2 separate regions of the Homo sapiens genome follow, and region 2 is linked to region 1. Evidence: chromatin loops called from intact Hi-C (ENCODE). Cell type or tissue: HepG2. All regions are shown on one strand. Links, peaks and the distances in the headings refer to the core of each region. The heading gives the core; the rest is flanking DNA. Region 1 has its middle 55 kb from the start of LITAF. Region 2 has its middle 15 kb from the start of BCAR4.

What was found. Hi-C counts contacts between places; a loop is a spot of excess contacts. Peaks named below come from ENCODE experiments on the same cell type or tissue, not always from the same donor. Only the 100,000 strongest peaks of a DNase experiment are listed, where the experiment ranks them.
Region 2: it touches region 1 in a loop (13-fold over the local background); 37 of 110 quality-filtered maps call a loop at or near these places.

What each region holds. Positions count from the first base shown.
Region 1 is chr16:11,527,519-11,536,242 of GRCh38, reverse strand. It overlaps a transcript of LOC400499 not described here. Among named protein-coding and RNA genes, the nearest start is that of LITAF, 55 kb to the left of the region's middle. RefSeq lists an enhancer at 7,799-8,724. In HepG2, for the core only: a CTCF peak has its summit at 3,905 (motif pointing left); DNase peaks (open chromatin) are centred at 632, 3,902 and 5,853.
Region 2 is chr16:11,809,757-11,818,480 of GRCh38, reverse strand. No RefSeq gene overlaps it. Among named protein-coding and RNA genes, the nearest start is that of BCAR4, 15 kb to the left of the region's middle. In HepG2, for the core only: a CTCF peak has its summit at 4,587; no DNase peak of the experiment used is centred there; H3K4me3 peaks cover 836 bases; H3K27me3 peaks cover 475 bases.

The DNA of each region.
Region 1 (8,724 bases), core at 447-8,446:
GGGAAGCTGCCCTCCCCACACCAGACTTGGGGTACAGCCAGTACCCTGTGATCTCCAGAGGGGGTTGCATCGTGGTCTCAGTCCCCACGGCTCTGCTCTGATGCATGTCTACATTTTTAGCCCTGCTGCCTGCCTTCCTAGGTCTCCTGATCTGAGGCCTTGGGCAGGGATCTTCTTCAGGGTTCTCTTATGACCAGAAGGAGGGAAAAGAAGACCCTTTTCCCCACCCTGGCTTGTTACTCAGTACTTTTCCAGTCCTAGCCCCCTCTCTTGCCCCCTACCCAGGTCCATAATACTGTCAGGAGCCTTTTGCCTGGTTCCCCCACATCTGGATGATACACCAGATCCTCAACTGATGCCCTGTTCCGTGGGGAAACGGGAGAAGGGCAGTTGGTGCTTTCTCCGGTTTTAACCTCCTGCTTGTACCATCACGGTGAGTGATCACGGGCGTAACGCTGTCATTTTTGGCTTATTGCTTTGCCACCTGACAGCTCAGCCCGCCCTCTTGCAGCTCAGCTGAGCTCCTGACAGCTATAGGAATTGGCACTCGATCTTTGATTGTGAAATGATGTCAACCTGTAAACAGTAAAGGTAAATTAGTGAGTAAGCTTCTGGATGCCAGGAAGATAATGACCAATGACTGTAGATCACCCCAGCACAGAGCAGCAGTGAGTATCTGTTGAGTGCCTGCCATGGGCGGGGCACATTCTGTTATTGAATTTCACAACGATTCTGTAAGATGAACATCCCCTCTCCATTTTACAGACAAACTGAAATTCTGACAGGTGAAGTTACCGGTCCCAGGTTCCAAGCTGGGATTCCTCAGCTAACATGTCAATCCTCCCAGAGGCATTTGTGTTTTTGTGCTTGAACTTTTTCCTTGTTTGCACTCATAAACTACATGTTTTATTTCCCGGGCGATAGGCAGCACCTATGGTCCGCCTGTGAAAGAAACATGGGTGTTTTCAAATGACACAGAGGTGGCCACCAGCTCATCCTCACCCAAGCCAGGTGTGCTGATGCTGACCCACACCCGGGAGTCCACGATGAGAAGGGGACACAGGTGGCTGCTGCTTGCAAAATTGAGTGTCACTTGCTTGGCTTGTTCCACTCCTGCTTATCAAAGCTGAATATGACCTGGTCCTAATGGAGACTGGCTCATAGGTGCCAAGCCTGTGTCTCGAGGCGTTTCCTGGCCCCCTATACGTCTGCTCCTGAAAGACAAGCTTCTTTGTCATCTTTTCTTGTTTCTTATTCATAGAGATGGGGTCTCACTGCGTTGGCCAGGCTGGTCTCAAACTCTTCATCCTCTCACCTCGGCCTCTCAAATTGCTGAGCTACCACACTCAGCCTATTTGTCTTGCTTCTGATCTGTCTTCCTGCACTAGAAAGTCAGCTCCTTGAAGGCAGGGGCTTTCATCTGTCTGATGCTGTATCCCCAGTAAACAGTGACTGGCACACAGTAGATGTTTGCATTTCAGGAGGGGCCCGAGATCACTCTCGGCCTCTATGGTTTTCTAGAAGGAATCACAGAGCTCAGAAAAGACATTGCACTCATGGCTGCTGTTGATTACAGGGAAAGAGAGTAAAATCAGTAAAGGGAAAAGGTGCATAAGGCAGGGAGGCCAGGCACAAGCTCCCAGATGTCCTCTCCCTGTGGACTCGTGGACAGTACTTATTTCTCCCAGCCATAATGTGTGGCAATGTGCACAGAGCATTGCCAACCAAGGAAGCTCACCAGAGCCTTGTGTGCAATGTTTTTATTGGCAACCAGTCATGGCCAATGGCCCATAGTTGACCTCAGTCTCCAGCCCCTCCAGAGGTCATGCTGGTATCACCTGGCCCAAACCCCCCACCCTAAATCATGTCATTAGCAGAGACTGGCTGGCGTGGTTCCAGGCCCCCAGGTAAACAAAGACACTGACATTACCATCAGGCAGCACATTCCAAGGGCCTGGAGTTTCCTTCCAGGAGCAGGACAAGGTTAACTTTTTTTTTTTTTTTGAGACGGAGTCTCCCTCTGTTGCCTGGGCTAGAGTACAGTGGTGCAATCTCGGTTCTTTGCAACCTCTGCCTCCCAGGTTCAAGCAATTCTCCTGCCTCAGCCTCCGGAGCAGCTGGGATTACAGGCGCACGCCACCATGCCCGGCTAATTTTTGTATTTTTAGTAGAGACAGGGTTTCACCTTGTTGGCCAGGCTGGTCTTGAACTCGAGACCTTGGGTGTTATGCCTGCCTTCGCCTCCTAAAGTGCTGGGATTACAGGTGGGAGCCACTGTGCCCGGCCTGGGTTAATTTCTAGAAGGGGAATTGCTAGGACAGAGAAAATGTGCCTCCCCTTCCCTACCCAGCCAGCGTTTTTATGGCCACAATGTGAAGGTGTTATGAGCAATACAAAAGGGAGGATAGTCTTTGCCCTTGAAAAGATTAAATTGCTTGAGTTTCACGTACTCCAAATATGAAGTGATCTACCATTCACCTTTAACCTGCAAAACCTCAATGTGCTGTTTCCTCTTTCTTTTCCCTGAGGGCCCATGTCCTGTTTCTCCACTAGTCGCCAATTACTTCATCCAGGCTTCATGGCCTTTTCACTTAATTTTTAAAATTTCTTCTTCTTCTTTTTTTTTTTTTTTTTTTCGGATGGGGTCTTGCTCTGTCTCCAGGTTTAAGTGCTGTGGTGCGATCTCAGCTCACTGTAACCTCGGCCTCCCGGGTTCAAGCAATCCTCCTGCCTCAATCTCCCAAGTAGCGATCCGCCTGCCACAGCCTCCCAAAGTGCTGGGATTACAGGTGTGAGCCACCGCACCCAGCCTGAGTTTTGTAGCTTCAATTTGCATTTCTTTTTTAGTGGAGTGATCTTGGCTCACAGCAACCTCCATCTCCTGGGTTCAAGTGATTCTTCTGCCTCAACCTCCCGAGTAGCTGGGATTACAGGCGTGTGCCAACATACCAAGCTAATTTTTGTATTTTTAGCAGAGACGGGGTTTCACCATGTTGGCCAGGCTGGTCTCGAACTCTGGACCTCAGATGATCTGCCCTCCTCAGCCTCCAAAAGTGCTGGGGCTATAGGCGTGAGCCAATGCACCCAGCCTAATTTGAATTTTTTTAATGTCTAAGGTTGAGCCTCTTTGCCGAAACTCTATCTGTGTCTTTTTTTGTGTCCTTTTCTGTGAACGGGATGCTCGTATACTTTGTCCATCTTTGAATCTGTTGTTCTCCCCAACTAGATGCAATGCTATTTTTATCATGTGCCTACTCCTGTGTGTACTTGGTTTCTTTCTGAACTCTCTGTTCTCCACTTGAACACAACATGGAGCCAGAAGACACTTTGTCAGGAATTTCTAGCCCCTTTATTTTGCCAATGAGTAAAGGAGTCCAGAGAGGTTAAGTAACTTTTCTAAGGTCACACTGCTAATTGAATAAATAAGCAAAGGGATGAACCATCCCTCCCTGCTCTCTCGCATCCACTCCCCACCTTCTTCCATCCACCTGACTTTTCCAACCTTACTAGTAAACAACAGGGAGCCAATTTCTCTGTCAATCTTTTTTTTTTTTTTTTTGATACAGGGTCTCACTCTATTGCCCAGGCTGGAGTACAGTGGCGTGATCTCAGCTCATTGCAACCTCCCCTTCCTGGGTTCCAGCAATTCTCTTGCCTCAGCCTCCCGAGTAGCTGGGACTATACAGGTGTATGCCACCATGCCTGGCTAATTTTTGTATTTTTTGGTAGAGACAGGGTTTCACATGTTGGCCAGGCTAGTCTCGAACTCTTGACTTCAAGTGATCCGCTTGCCTCAGCCTCCCAAAGTGCTGGGATTACAGGCGTGAGCCACCTAGCCCAGCCTCTTGTTCATCTTTTGTGTTGAAGATAAGGTGGCAGTAGTGAGTGCTTCATGAAGGCCAGGCGAGAGGAGCTCACTGCCCCCTGCTGGTTACTTCTTCTCTATCATGGGGTATCTGTGGCTCTCTCACCCGCTTACCCTAGCTCTGCAAAATATCTTTTGGTGGTTTAAAAAGAAAGCTGCTTCAGGCCGGGTGTAGTGGCTCACACCTGTAATCCCAGCACTTTGGGAGGCTGAGGCAGGTGTAGGTCACTTGAGGTCAGGAGTTTGAGACCAGCCTGGCCAACATGGTGAAACCCCTATCTCTACTGAAAATACAAAAATTAGCTGTGCATGGTGGTGGGCACCTGTAATCCCAGCTACTTGGGAGGCTGAGGCAGGAGAATCGCTTGAACCCGGGAGGCGGAAGTTGCAGTGAGCTGAGATGGCGCCATTGCACTCCAGCCTGGGTGACAGAGTGAGACCCTGTCTCAAAAAACAAAACAAAACAAAAACAAAAACAAAAAAACCTGCTTCATTCTGAAAAGAATTGAAGAAACACTGTAGGATTCCAACTCTGTGACATTCTGGAAAAGGCAAAACTGGAGACAGTAAAAAGATCAGCGGTTTTGGGGTTGGTGGGGGGCGTGGTAAGGGAAAGGGAAGGATTAATAGGCAGAGCAGAGGGATCTGGTTGTTTAAGAGTGTGGTACCTCTGCCATGCCTCTCTCGGTCCTGCGCCTGCCATGTAAGACGCCTGTTCCCGCTTTGCCCTCTGCCATGAGTGAAAGCTACCTGAGGCCTCCCCAGAGGCAGGTGCTACCATATACTTCCTGTACACCTTCCCGAACAGTGAACCAATTAACCCACTTTCCTTTATAAATTACCCAGTCTCAGGTCTTTCTTTATAGCAGTGTGAGAACAAGCTAATACACAAATGAAAAGGCTGCCTTTTTTTTTTTTTTTTAAAAACAGTCTTGCTCTGTCACCCAGGCTGCAGTGTAGTGGCGTGATCACAGCTCACTGCAGCTTCAACCTCCTGCGCTCAAGAAATCCTCCTGCCCCAGCCTCCTGAGTAGCTGGGACTACAGGTGTGCACTACCACACCCGGCTTTTATTTTTGTAGAGACAAGGTCTCCCTGTGTTCCTCAGGCTGGTCTTGAACTCCTGGGCTCAAACAATCCCTCTGCCTCAGCCTCCCAAAGTGCTGGGAGTAAAGGCCTGAGCCACTGCACCCACCAAAAGGGCTTCTGAACTCTGGTGACTCTGACCTGAGCCTGATGGGCTTCAATCCATACTCCGGCTGAACTCACACTGACTGGAAGGAAGCTCGATCCCCAGTCGCTGGCAAACCCAACCCCAACCCCGTAAATTTTCTCTAGGTAGAAGCAGGACTTTCTTTGGTGGGAGGAAGAGGAGGTGGGAGGCTGGATCTATGGTGGATGGCTTGTATAGGAGGGTCTGAGTCTTTGTGAATCGAATCCTGTGTCCCCATGTTCTATCAAACCACCTTACTGGGTTTTGGGCCTGTGACAATGTAGACACAAAGTGAGGCCAGCGGTACAGAGACCCTTCCCAGGCAGACTCGGGTAGGCTGGGGCAATGCAAACACAGCTGGTCATCAGAATGGCCTGGAGGGAGGGCCCCACCCTAGGGAGTCTGATTGTCCTGGTCTGGAATGGGCCTGGGAATCTGCATTTGTAGCCAATACCCACTGTGATTGGCGAGAAGCCATCGCATTGAGAATTGCAAGGTCTCTGCTCAGGCTCCTGACTTTGAATGGGGGAGGAATTCAGGCCTGTGGTCAGAGACTTGAGTCTCCTGGGGGAGAAGACGGAGAAAGAAAGTGATGGACCAAAGCTGCCAGAGCTAACAGAGCAGGGACTCTGGAGCCAGATGGGGTTAAAATCCTCCTGAGCTGTGTGACTTAGGGCAAGTGTCTTAACCTCTCTGTATCTCTGTTTCCTCATCTGTACCATGGGATGACCTAGTTCACCTTGCAGGGATTTTGCAGGAGAAGTTGATGAATGAGTCAATATACAAGGAATGCTTTGCCTAGTCTGATAGTTTCCTAACAACAATGCCATCTATTCTTTGAGATCCAGGGAAATCTCTCCTTTGTAAACTGCTTCCACGAGTTCCTGCCAGAATAACTGTTCCTTTCTCTGCGTGAGGTCTGTCTGTGGTGTGCTGAAGATCTTCTGCCTGTGCATCTCGTTTCCCCACTGACTCCTCCAAGCCAGCACCCCCCCACTCGCCCCCCAGGATGCTCTTCCCCACAGCATTTGGCAGCCACGCCCGAACCCATCGTAGTCCCCAAGCAGCTGTGAGCTGAAGGGTCTTTTAGGTCTTTATCCCTGTGGGTCAGGTGCTCCTGAACCCTGCTAGAGAAAATGCTTGAGCTGGGGGCCAGGCTCAGTGGCTCATGCCTGTAATCCCAGCACTTTGGGAGGCCGAGGCAGGTGGATCACCTGAGGCCAGGAGTTCGAGACCAGGCTGGCCAACATAGTGAAACCCCAGCTCTACTAAAAATACACAAAATTAGCCAGGCGTGGCGGCACATGCCTGTAGTCCCAGCTACTCGGGAGGCTGAGGCAGGAAAATCGCTTTGAACTTGAGAGGTGGTGGTTGCAGTGAGCCGAGGTTGCGCCATTGCACTCTAGCCTGGGCAACAAGAGCGAAACTCCGTCTCAAAAAAAGAAAATAAAGGAAAATGCTTGAGCTTGGGAAAAGGGAGGTAGAATCATTGATTTCAAAATATGAAAAGAAAATGGGCCAAGTCTAAAAGCATAAATGATTAAGTTTTCATAAAACATGGTGTGCCAACCAGTCAACTGTGTCTTAATTTGACTCTAAGAAAATTCCATTAAAAGTACATTTAACTGTCCATCACGAGATAAATGGCTACATAGAAAGTGGTCTATCCTTTCAGTGCATTATTCAGCCACGGAAAGGAATGACACACTATTTCACGTTTCGTGGCTGAGCCCCAAAACTGTCATGCTGAGTGAAAGAAGCCAGACAAAGGCCACCTACTAAACCATTCCATTTATGTGAAATGTCCAGAATAGACAAATCCATAAGGACACAAAGCAGATCAGTGGTGGCCAAGGACTGGGGTCAGAGGCACCAGAGGTGATTGTTTACTAGGTATGGGATTTCTTTTTGCAGTGAGGAAATTATGAAATTGGTTGTGGTAATGATTGCCAAACTCCCTTACTATCTTAAAAACCATTGAGTTGTATGCTTTATTTTAATTTAATTAATTTATTTTTTTGAAATGGAGTCTCACTCTGTCACCCAGGCTGGAGTGCAGTGGCACAATCTCGGCTCACTGCAACCTCTGCCTCCTGGGTTCAAGTGATTCTCCCGCCTCAGCCTCCCAAGTAGCTGGGATTACAGGCACCACCATGCCCAGCTAATTTTTTGTACTTTTAGTTGAGACGGGTTTTCACCATGTTGTCCAGGCTGGTCTTGAACTCCTGGCCTCAAGTGATCCACTCGCCTCAGCCTCCCAAAGTGCTGGGATTACAGGCACATGCCACCGTGCCCTGCTAATTTTTGTATTTTTAGTAGAGACAGGGTTTCACCATGTTGGCCAGGCTGGTCTTGAACTCCTGATCTTGTGATCCACCCATCTCGGCCTCCCAAAGTGCTGGGATTACAGGCATGAGCTGCCGCGCCAGTTGAGTTTTGTGCTTTAAATGGGAGAATTGAGTCAAGTAGACCCAGCTACTTGGGAGGCTGAGGTGGGAGGATCACTTGAGCCCAGGAGGTTGAGGCTGCAGTGAGCTACGATCACACCACTGCACTCCAGCGTGGGCAACAGAGTGAGAGCCCATCTTTAAAAAACAAAACAAAACAAAAACAAACAAACAAAAATCACACCTTGAAAACCAAAAGGTGTGGGTGGAGGTGAGTTTGAGGGAGAGAGGCAGAGATGTGGGACCTAGAATGAACGCTGAGCAGGTGTGAGCAGACCTCTGGCCTCCCGAATTACTTCCTTGTCCTCTTGGGAGGCCTTAAACCTGGAGCTTTGAAAAACCCGCTGCTGCTGTGATAAGAGCCATTTCCAAAGGCCTTGCTAAGTCAGGCCTCCCGTTGGCTTTTCCTAACCTGAGCACTGGGAAAGACAAACCCAATGTCAGACTACACAACTAGACAGTAGTGATGGTTGCGCAATGTCATGAGTGGACACGACGCCACTCAACTGAATACTTAAAAGTGGTTAAAATGGGCCGGGTGCCGTGGCTCATGCCTGTAATCTTAGCACTTTGGGAGGCTGAGGCAGGTGGATCGCTTGAGCCCAGGAGTTTAAGACCAGCCTGGGCAACGTAGTGAAACTCCGTCTCTACAAAAAATACAAGAATGAGGTGGGCGTGGTGGCACAGTGCCTGTAGTCCCAGCTACTTGGGAGGCTGAGGCAAGAGGATTGCTTGAGCCCGGGAGGTGTAGGCTGCAGTGAGCCATGACCACACCACTGTACTCCAGCCTTGGTGACGGATTGAGACCTTGTTGTTGTTGTTGTTTGTTGAGACGGAATCTAGCTCTTTTGCCCAGAGTGCAGTGCTGGAGTGCAGTGGCGCGATCTTGGCTCACTGCAAACTCTGCCTCCCGGGTTCAAGCGATTCTCCTGCCTCCACCTCCCGAGTAGCCGGGATTACAGGCACTCGCCACCATGCCCAGATAATTTTTAAATTTTTTGTAGAGATGGGGTCTCACTGTGTTGGCCAGGCTGGTCTCAAACTCCTGACCTCGTGATCTGCCCGCCTCGACCTCCCAAAGTGTTGGAATTACAAGCGTGAGCCACCGCGCCCAGCTGAGACCCTGTCTTTTAAAATAAATGAAATGGTTAAAATGGTCAGTTTTATGTTTTTAAAATATAATTATACTGCAATTAAAAA
Region 2 (8,724 bases), core at 227-8,226, 280 kb before region 1:
ACGCCTGTAATCCCAGCACTTTGGGAGGCCGAGGTGGGTGGATCACGAGGTCAAGACCCAACCTGGTCAATATGATGAAACCCCGTTTCTACTAAAAATACAAAAATTAGCTGGGCATGGTGGCGCGTACCTGTAGTCCCAGCTACTCAGGAGGCTGAGGCTTGAAGCCAGGAGGAGGAGGTTACAGCGAGCAGAAATCTCACCACTGCACTCCAGCCTGGCGACAGAGCGAGACTCCGTCTCCACAAAAAAAAAAAAAAGTAAATTCGGTGACGTACCTTGTCTGACAGTAGGTGACAATACTCCCATTTCAGAAGGGGTCTACCCCATACCCTGGAAGAAGGAATGTCGTCTAACCTACTTTGATTGCAGGTCACAATACCCCCTACTTCAGAGGAGATCCTGCCATATACCCTGGAAGAAGGGGCCACAGAAAGCATGAAGAATTGGAGCCTTGCTCTGTTTCTCCACTTCGTCTGTTAGATCATGGCCTTTGTGTCCAGTCATGTTTCTGTCTGGTTGTTCGTCACAACTATCCAGTGCCTAAGAGCACAGGGTTCAGGGAACTTCCAGAGAGCTGAACACGGGGAGGTTCCTGGAGGGTGGCTGACCCAAGAAGGTCAGGGAAGCTCTGAGCCCCTTTCCCCACACCTCACCCTATGCATCTCTTCATCTGTATCCTTGGTAACATCTTTTTTATTTTTTTTAATTTTTTTTAGACAGTCTTGCTCTGTCGCCCAGGCTGGAGTGCAGTGGTGTAATCTCGGCTCACTGCAACCTCTGCTTCCTAGGTTCAAGTGATTGTCCTGACTCAACCTCCCAAGTAGCTGGGATTACTGTGCTATCACGCCCGGCTGTATTTTTTGTATTTAATACAAAAAACACAAAATTTTTGTATTTTTTAATAGAGACAGAATTTCTCCATGTTAGCTAGGCTGGTCTTGAACTCCTGATCTCAAGTGATCTGCCCACCTCAGCCTCCCAAAGTGCTGGGATTACAGGTGCCCACCACCATGCCTGGCTACTTTTTGGATTTTTAGTAGAGAAGGGGTTTCACCATGTTGGCCAGGCTGGTCTTGACGTCCTGACCTCAAGTGATCCACCTGCCTTGGCCTCCCAAAGTGTGAGCCGATGCCATCCTTGTGTGTGTGTGTGTGTGTGTGTGTGTGTGTCGTTTTTTTGTTTTGTTTTGTTTTGTTTTTTGAGACAGAGTCTCACTCTGTAGCCCAGGCTGGAGTGCAGTGGTGCAATCTCAGCTTACTTCAGGCTCTGCCTCTTGGGTTCAAGGGATTCTCTTGCCTCAGCCTCCTGAGTAGCTGGGATTACAGGTGTGAGCCCCCACACCAGGCTAATGTTTGGATTTGTAGTAGAGACAAGGTTTTGCCTTGTTGTCCAGGCTGGTCTCAAACTCCTGACCTCAGGTAATCTGCCTGCCTTTGCCTCCCAAAGTGCTGGGATTACAGGCGTGAGCCGTCATCTCTTGCCCGGTAACATCCTTTATAATAAACCAGTAAATGTGTTTCCCTGGGTTCTCTAAGCTGCATTAGCAATTAAATGAACCCAAAGAGAGGGTTGTGGGAACACCAAGTTGAAACAAGTCAGAAGTTCTGGAGGCTCAGATTTGTGACTGGTGGGAAGGGAGAGGGCTGCTTGGTGGGAGTGAGCCCTCAGTTGTGGGGCCTGATGCTGTATCAGTGAGGTAGATACTGTCAGAATTGAGGCTGGGCGTGGTGCCTCATGCCTGTAATCCCAGCACTTTGGGAGGCCAAGGCAGGTAGATTGCTTGAGTTCAGGAGTTCGAGACTAGCCTGGTTAACATGGCAAAAGCCTGTCTCTATAAAAAATACAAAAACAGGCCAGGTGCTGTGGCTCACGCCTGTAATCCAGCACTTTGGGAGGCCGAGGCGGGCAGATCACTTGCGCTCAGGAGTTTCAGACCAGCCTGGCCAACATGGTGAAACCCTGTCTCTACTAAAAATACAAAAATTATCAAAGCATGGCGGTGTGTCCCTGTAGTCCCAGCTACTCAGAAGGCAGAGGCAAGAAAATAGCTTGAACCTGGGATGTGGAGGCTGCAGTGAACCTAGACCGCGCCATTGCACTCCAGCCTGGGTGACAGAACAAGACTCCGTCTCAAAAAAAGAAAAACAAAACAAAACAAACAAAAACAGCCAGGCATGATAGCACTTGCCTGTGGTCCAGCTACTTGGAAAGCTGAGGTGGGTGGATCACTTTGAGTCTGAGAGGTTGAGATTGAGCCACTGCACTCCAGCCTGTGCAACAGAGCTAGACCTTGTTTAAAAGGAAAAAAAAAAATGCCGGGTGCAGTGGCTCATGCCTGTAATCCCAGAACTTTGGGAGGCCAAGGAGGGTGGATCACGTGAGGTCAGAAGTTCAAGACCAGCCTGGACAACATGGTGAAACCCTGTCTCTACTAAAAATACAACAATTACCCGGGCATGGTAGCAGGCACCTGTAATCCCAGCTATTCAGGAGGCTGAGGCAGGAGAATCACTTCAACCCGGGAGGCGGATGTTGCAGTGAGCCGAGATCACACCATGGCACTCCAGCCTGGGCTACAGAGACTCTGTGTCCCCCCAACCAAAAAAAAAAAAAAAAGTCGGAGGACACCCAGCAGATGTCTGATGTAGAATTGATTGGTTGCTTGGTGTGTGGGGAGAAATCCCTACACATTTGGTTACAGAAGTCTTCTGTGTCATTGTTGTCGTGGTGTTTTTCCCTTCAGTGACCACGCTGTCCAAAGTGATCTACAGATTCATTTCAATCCCTATCAAAATACCAATGACATTTTCAGAGATAGAAAAAAAAATCCTAAAATTCATGTGGAACCAAAGTGAGCCCAAATATCCAAAGTAATCCTGAGCAAAAGAAGAAAGCTAGGCCGGGCACGGTGGCTCACGCCTGTAATCCCAACACTTTGGGAGGCTGAGGCGAGTGGATCGCCTGAGGTCAGGGCTTTGAGACCAGTCTGGCCAACATGACGAAACCCCGTCTCTACTAAAAATACTAAAATTAGCTGGGCGTGGTGGCAGGAGCCTGTAATCCCAGCTATTCGGGAGGCTGAGGCAGGAGAATCACTTGAACCTGGGAGGCAGAGGTTGCAATGAGCCAAGGTCGCACCATTGCACTCCAGCCTGGATGACAAGAACGAGACTTCGTCTCAAAAAAAAAAAAAAAGAAGAAAATGGCTGGATGCAGCGGCTCATGCCTGTAATCCCAGCACTCTGGAGGGCCGAAGCAGATGGATCACCTGAGGTCAGTAGTTCAAGACCAGCCTGACCAACATTGAGAAACCCCATTTCTACTAAAAATACAAAATTAGCTGGGCGTGGCAGCACATGCCTGTAATCCCAGCTACTTGGGAGACTGAGGCAGGAGAATTGCTTGAATCTGGAAGGCGGAAGTTGTGGTGAGCCGAGATTGCACCATTGCACTCCACCCTGAGCAACAAGAGTGAAACTCTCTCTCTCTCACACACACACACACAGACACACACACACACACACACAAAGCTAGAGGCCTCATGTGGTCACTCACACCAGTAATCCCAGCATTTTGGGAGTCCATGGTGGCTAGATCACTTGAGGTCAGGAGTTCGAGACCTGCCTGGCAAAACCTCATCTCTACAAAAAAAAGTACAAGAAATCAGTTGGGGGCTGGGTGTGGTGGCTCACGCTTGTAATCCCAGCACTTTAGGAGGCCAAGGCCGGTGGATCTCCTGAAGTCAGGGGTTTGAGACCAGCCTGGCCAACATGACAAAACCCTGTCTCTACTAAAAATACAAAAAAAAAATTAGCCAGGTGTGGCATGTCTGTAGTCCCAGATACTCAGGAGGCTGAAGCAGGAGAACTGCTTGAACCTGGGAGGCAGAGATTGCAGCGAGCCGTGATCACGCCACTGCACTCCAGACTCCAGCCTGGGTGACAGAGTGAGACGCTGTCTCAAAAAAAAAAAAAAAATTGGGTGTTGCGTTGTGTCCCTGTAGTTCCATCCACCCAGGAGGCTGAGGTGGGAGGATCATTCGAGCTGTGAGCTGGGAGGTCGAGGCTGCAGTGAGTCATGATGGCACCACTCTAGCCTGGGCAACAAGATTTGTTTCAACAAAACTGTAAGTTGTAGAATGCTGAGATTCATTTTGCTTTATTACAAAACTAAGAATTTCTAGTTGGTTGTTGAATTTAATATTATTTAACCACCAAAGAAAGAGATTCTTGTTGGCCTGATACATCTTCCTTGATATGTCAAAGTGTTTTTGTCACAAAGGAGAGCAGGTATAACTGTGAAAACTGCATTACATCTATAGACTGTACCAATGTCACTTTCTTGGTTTTGATATTTAATACGTTAACATTGGGGGAGGCTGAGAGAAGGGTCCGTGGAACTTCCCTATACATTTCTTGGGACCCTCTGATGAATCTATAATCATCTCAAAATGAAAAGTTAAACACATTTTAGTTTCACAAAACTATGTAAATGAAACAGAATACCCAATGTTGATTTTTGTAATTGTGTTACATTTGAAAGGGAACGCAAAATGTGATTGTAATGATAAGAACTAGCCACAAGTTGTCACTAGTGGTCTATCATAGCCCTCTGAAACTCACAACACCCACCCCCCCGCCACGCCCCCCGCCACCCTCAAAACGAGAATTGTTTTGATGAAGAAAGGACGTGACTTTTTTTTTTTTTTTTTTTTTTTTTTTGAGACAGAGTCTCACTCTGTTGCCCAGGCTGGAGTGCAGTGCCACGATCTCGGCTCACTGCAACCTCTGTCTCCCAGGTTCAAGTGATCCTCCAGCCTCAGCCCCCGAGTAGCTGGATTACTGGTACATGCCACAACGCCCGACTGATTTTTTTATTTTCAGTAGAGATGGGATTTCGCCATGTTGGCCAGGCTGGTCTCAAACTCCTGACCTCAGGTGATCCACCCATCTCGGCCTCCCAAAGTGCTGGGATTACAGGCATGAGGCACCACGCCTGGCTGGATGTGGCTATTTTTAAACTGCCATATTTAACCATTGCTGTTTTTCTGTTTGGAAGCACTGTAAAATCCCAATATCGTATTCTTTTTTTTTTTTTTTTGAGATGGAGTCTTGCTCTGTCACCGAGGCTGGAGTGCAGTGGCGCGATGCAACCTCTGCCACCCAGGTTCAAGTGATTCTCCTGCCTCAGCCTCCCGAGTAGCTGGGATTACAGGTGCCTGCCACTACACCCGGCTAATTTTTGTAGTTTTAGTAGGGACGGAGTTTCACCATGTTGGTCAGGCTGGTCTTGAACTCCTGTCCTCAAGCAATCTACCTGCCTCGGCCTCCTAAAGTGCTGAGATTACAAGCATTAGTCACCGCGCCCTGTTTATCTTATTCTTTTATAGGTGAAAATACAGAAACCATAAGAAAGGGAATAGGGTTTTTTTGTTGTCGTTTTTGAGACAAGAGTCTCCCTCTATCGCCCAGGCTGCGGTGCAGTGGCGCGATCTCGGCTCACTGCAAGCTCCGCCTCCCGGGTACACGCCATTCTCCTGCCTCAGCCTCCCGAGTAGCTGGGACTACAGGTGCTCACCACCACGCCCAGCTGATTTTTTTGTATTTTTTTTAATAGAGGCGGGGTTTCACCGTGTTAGCCAGGATGGTCTCAATCTCCTGACCTCGTGATCCACCAGTCTCAGCCTCCCAAACTGCTGGGATTACAGGTGTGAGCCACTGCACCTGGCCGCAGGAATAGGGTTTAAAGGTGGCAAATTAGACATTCTCTAGAGGAACGTCACTTCTCAAAGTGTGGCTCCTGGAGCAGCAGCACTGGCAGGGCCTAACAATTTGTAAGAAGTGCAAAACCTCAGGCCTCACCCTAAACCTACCAAATTAGATTCTTCTTCTTTTATATTTTTGAGGTGGAGTCGCACTCTGTTACCCAGGCCAGAGTGCAGTGCGGTGATTTTGGCTCAATGCAACCTCTGCCTCCTAGGTTCAAGTGATTCTCCTGCCTCAGCCTCCCAAGTAGCTGGGATTACAGGTGTGGGCCACCACGCCCGGCTAACTTCTGTATTTTTAGTAGATACGGGGTTTTATCATGATGGCCAGGCTGGTCTCGAACTCCTGACCTCAGGTGATCCACCTGCCTTGGCGTAATCCCAGTGCAGGGATTACAGGTGTGAGCCACCATGACCAGCCAGATTCTTCACCTTTTTGGTGTGTGTGTGTATGTGTGTGTGTGAGATGGTGTCTTGCTCTTGTCGCCCAGGCTGGAGCACAATGGCACAATCTCGGCTCACTACAACCTCTGCCTCCCAGGTTCAAGCACTTCTCCTGCCTCAGCCTCCCAAGTAGCTGGGATTACAGGCGCCAGCCACCACGCCCGGCTGATTTTTATATTTTTAGTAGAGATGGGGTTTCACCATGTTGGCCAGGCTGGTCTCGAACTCCTGACGTCAGGTGATCTGTCTGCCTCGGCCTCCCAAAGTACTGGGATTACAGGCATGAGCCACTGCACCCAGCCCTGAATTTGATTCTTCTTCTTTTTTTTTTTTTGAGACGGAGTCTCACTCTGTTGCCCAGGCTGGAGTGCAGTGACGTGATCTCCGCTCACTGCAAACTCCGCCTCCCGGGTTCACGCTGTTCTCCTGCCTCAGCCTCCCGACTAGCTGGGACAACAGGCACCCACCACCACACCCGGCTAATTTTTTGTATTTTTTAGTAGAGATGGGGTTTCACCCTGTTAGCTAGGATGGTCTTGATCTCCTGACCTCGTGATCCACCCGCCTTGGCCTCCCAAAGTGCTGGGATTACAGGAGTGAGCCACTGCGCCTGGCCACCACATGGACATCTTTGAGGATCATCTTTCAATACCCCTTAGTCTCTGTGTTGTAGAACAGCAGCTATCAAGGAGCATTGTTCTTTTTTTTTTTTTTTTTTTTTTTTTTTTTTGATCCAGAGTCTGGCTGTGTTGCCCAGGCTGGAGTGCAGTGGCCAATCTCAGCTCACTGCAACCTCTGCCTCCTGGGTTCAAGTGATTCTCCTCCCTCAGCCTCCCGTGTAGCTGAGGTTACAGGTGCATGCCACTACACCTGGGTAATTTTTGTATTTTTGGTAGAGATGGGGTTACACCGTGTTGGCCAGGTTGGTCTCGAACTCCTGGCCTCAAGTGATCTGCCCACCCTGGCCTCCCAAAGTGCTGGGATTACAGGTGTGAGCCACCGTGCCTGGCCTTAACATAACTGTTTACAACAAAACTGTATAACCTGCCCGTCCTGCCTGGATGATTGATTCAGGATGCTTATGTTGATGCAGGAGAATGGGGTCTGGAGGCAGGGAACCTAAAAACTTCCTAGAACTAGGCCGAGTGCAGTGGCTCACACCTGTAATCCCAGCACGTTGGGATGCCGGGGCCGGTGGATCACCTGAGATCAGGAGTTCGAGGCCACCCTGGCCAACATGGTGAAATTCTATCTCTATTAAAAATAGAAAAATTAGCTTGGTGTGGTGGTGAGCACCTGTAATCCCAGCTACTTGGGAGGCTGAGGCAGGAAAATCGCTTGAACCTGGGAGGCAGAGGTTGCAGTGAGCCAAGATCCTACCACTGCACTACAGCCTGGGCAACAAAGTGAGACTCTGTTTTAATAAATAAACAAACAAACATACATACTTCCTAGAACTCAATAAAAGGGAAAAACCCCAATTAACTGTCTTTTTTTTTTTCTAGATGGAGTTCAGTGGCCTGATCTTGGCTCACTGCAACTTCCGCCTCCCGGGTTCAAGCAATTCTCCTGCCTCAGCCTCCCAAGTAGCTGGGATTACAGGCACCCCCCACCATGCTAGGCTAATTTTTGTATTTTTAGTAGAGACGGAGTTTCACTATGTTGGCCAAAGGTCCGCCCACCTCCGCCTCCGAAAGTGTTTGGATTACAGGCATGAGCCCTCCCCGCTCTCCCACCTCCAGGCCAAAACCCCAACTTTCTATGCCCAACTAAATAACTTTGTAACTTCACTTCAGCTATGGCAGGAAACATCCTCTTCATTTCCATGGGGTGTATGCCAAGTAAATAACTTTGTAACTTCACTTACCCTCTTCATTTACATAGGGCATACCAATGGGAAACCTCTGAAGGGTATTTAAACCCCAGAAAATTCTGTAACCAGCATTGTTGAGTCACTTCCTCTAACCTGCTCCCTACTCTGTGGAGTGTACTTTCGTTTCAATAAATCTGTGCTTTTCTTTCATTGCTTTGTGCGTTTCGTCCAATTCTTTTTTCAAAACGTCAAGAACCTGGACACCCTCCACCCGTAACAGTGTGACACAGTTCTGGCCAGAGTCAGGTCCAGGTTTTACGGAAGTATTTGTAAGAGCAAGGCTTTGTGGGAGTTGCTGAGAAAAGACCACCTAAGCCTGGAACTGCTGGCAGTTACGTTGCCGCAAGGGGTGAGTCTGCCTGAGAATGGAAAGCAGAACTGACAGAAGGAGAGAGAGTGCCTGAGTTTCTGATGATACTGACACGAACCTTACCTGGACAATTAAGTTCTATGAGCTCATAAATTTCCTTTCTTCCCCTTAGCCTTGTTTAATTAGGGTTCACTACTTAACAGTCTCTTACAACTAAAAAATTCTTTTTTTTTTTTTTTTTCAGATGGAGTCTCGCTCTGTTGCCCAGGCTGGAGTACAGTGGTACAATCTCAGCTCACCGCCAACCTCTGCTTTCCGGGTTCCACTGAT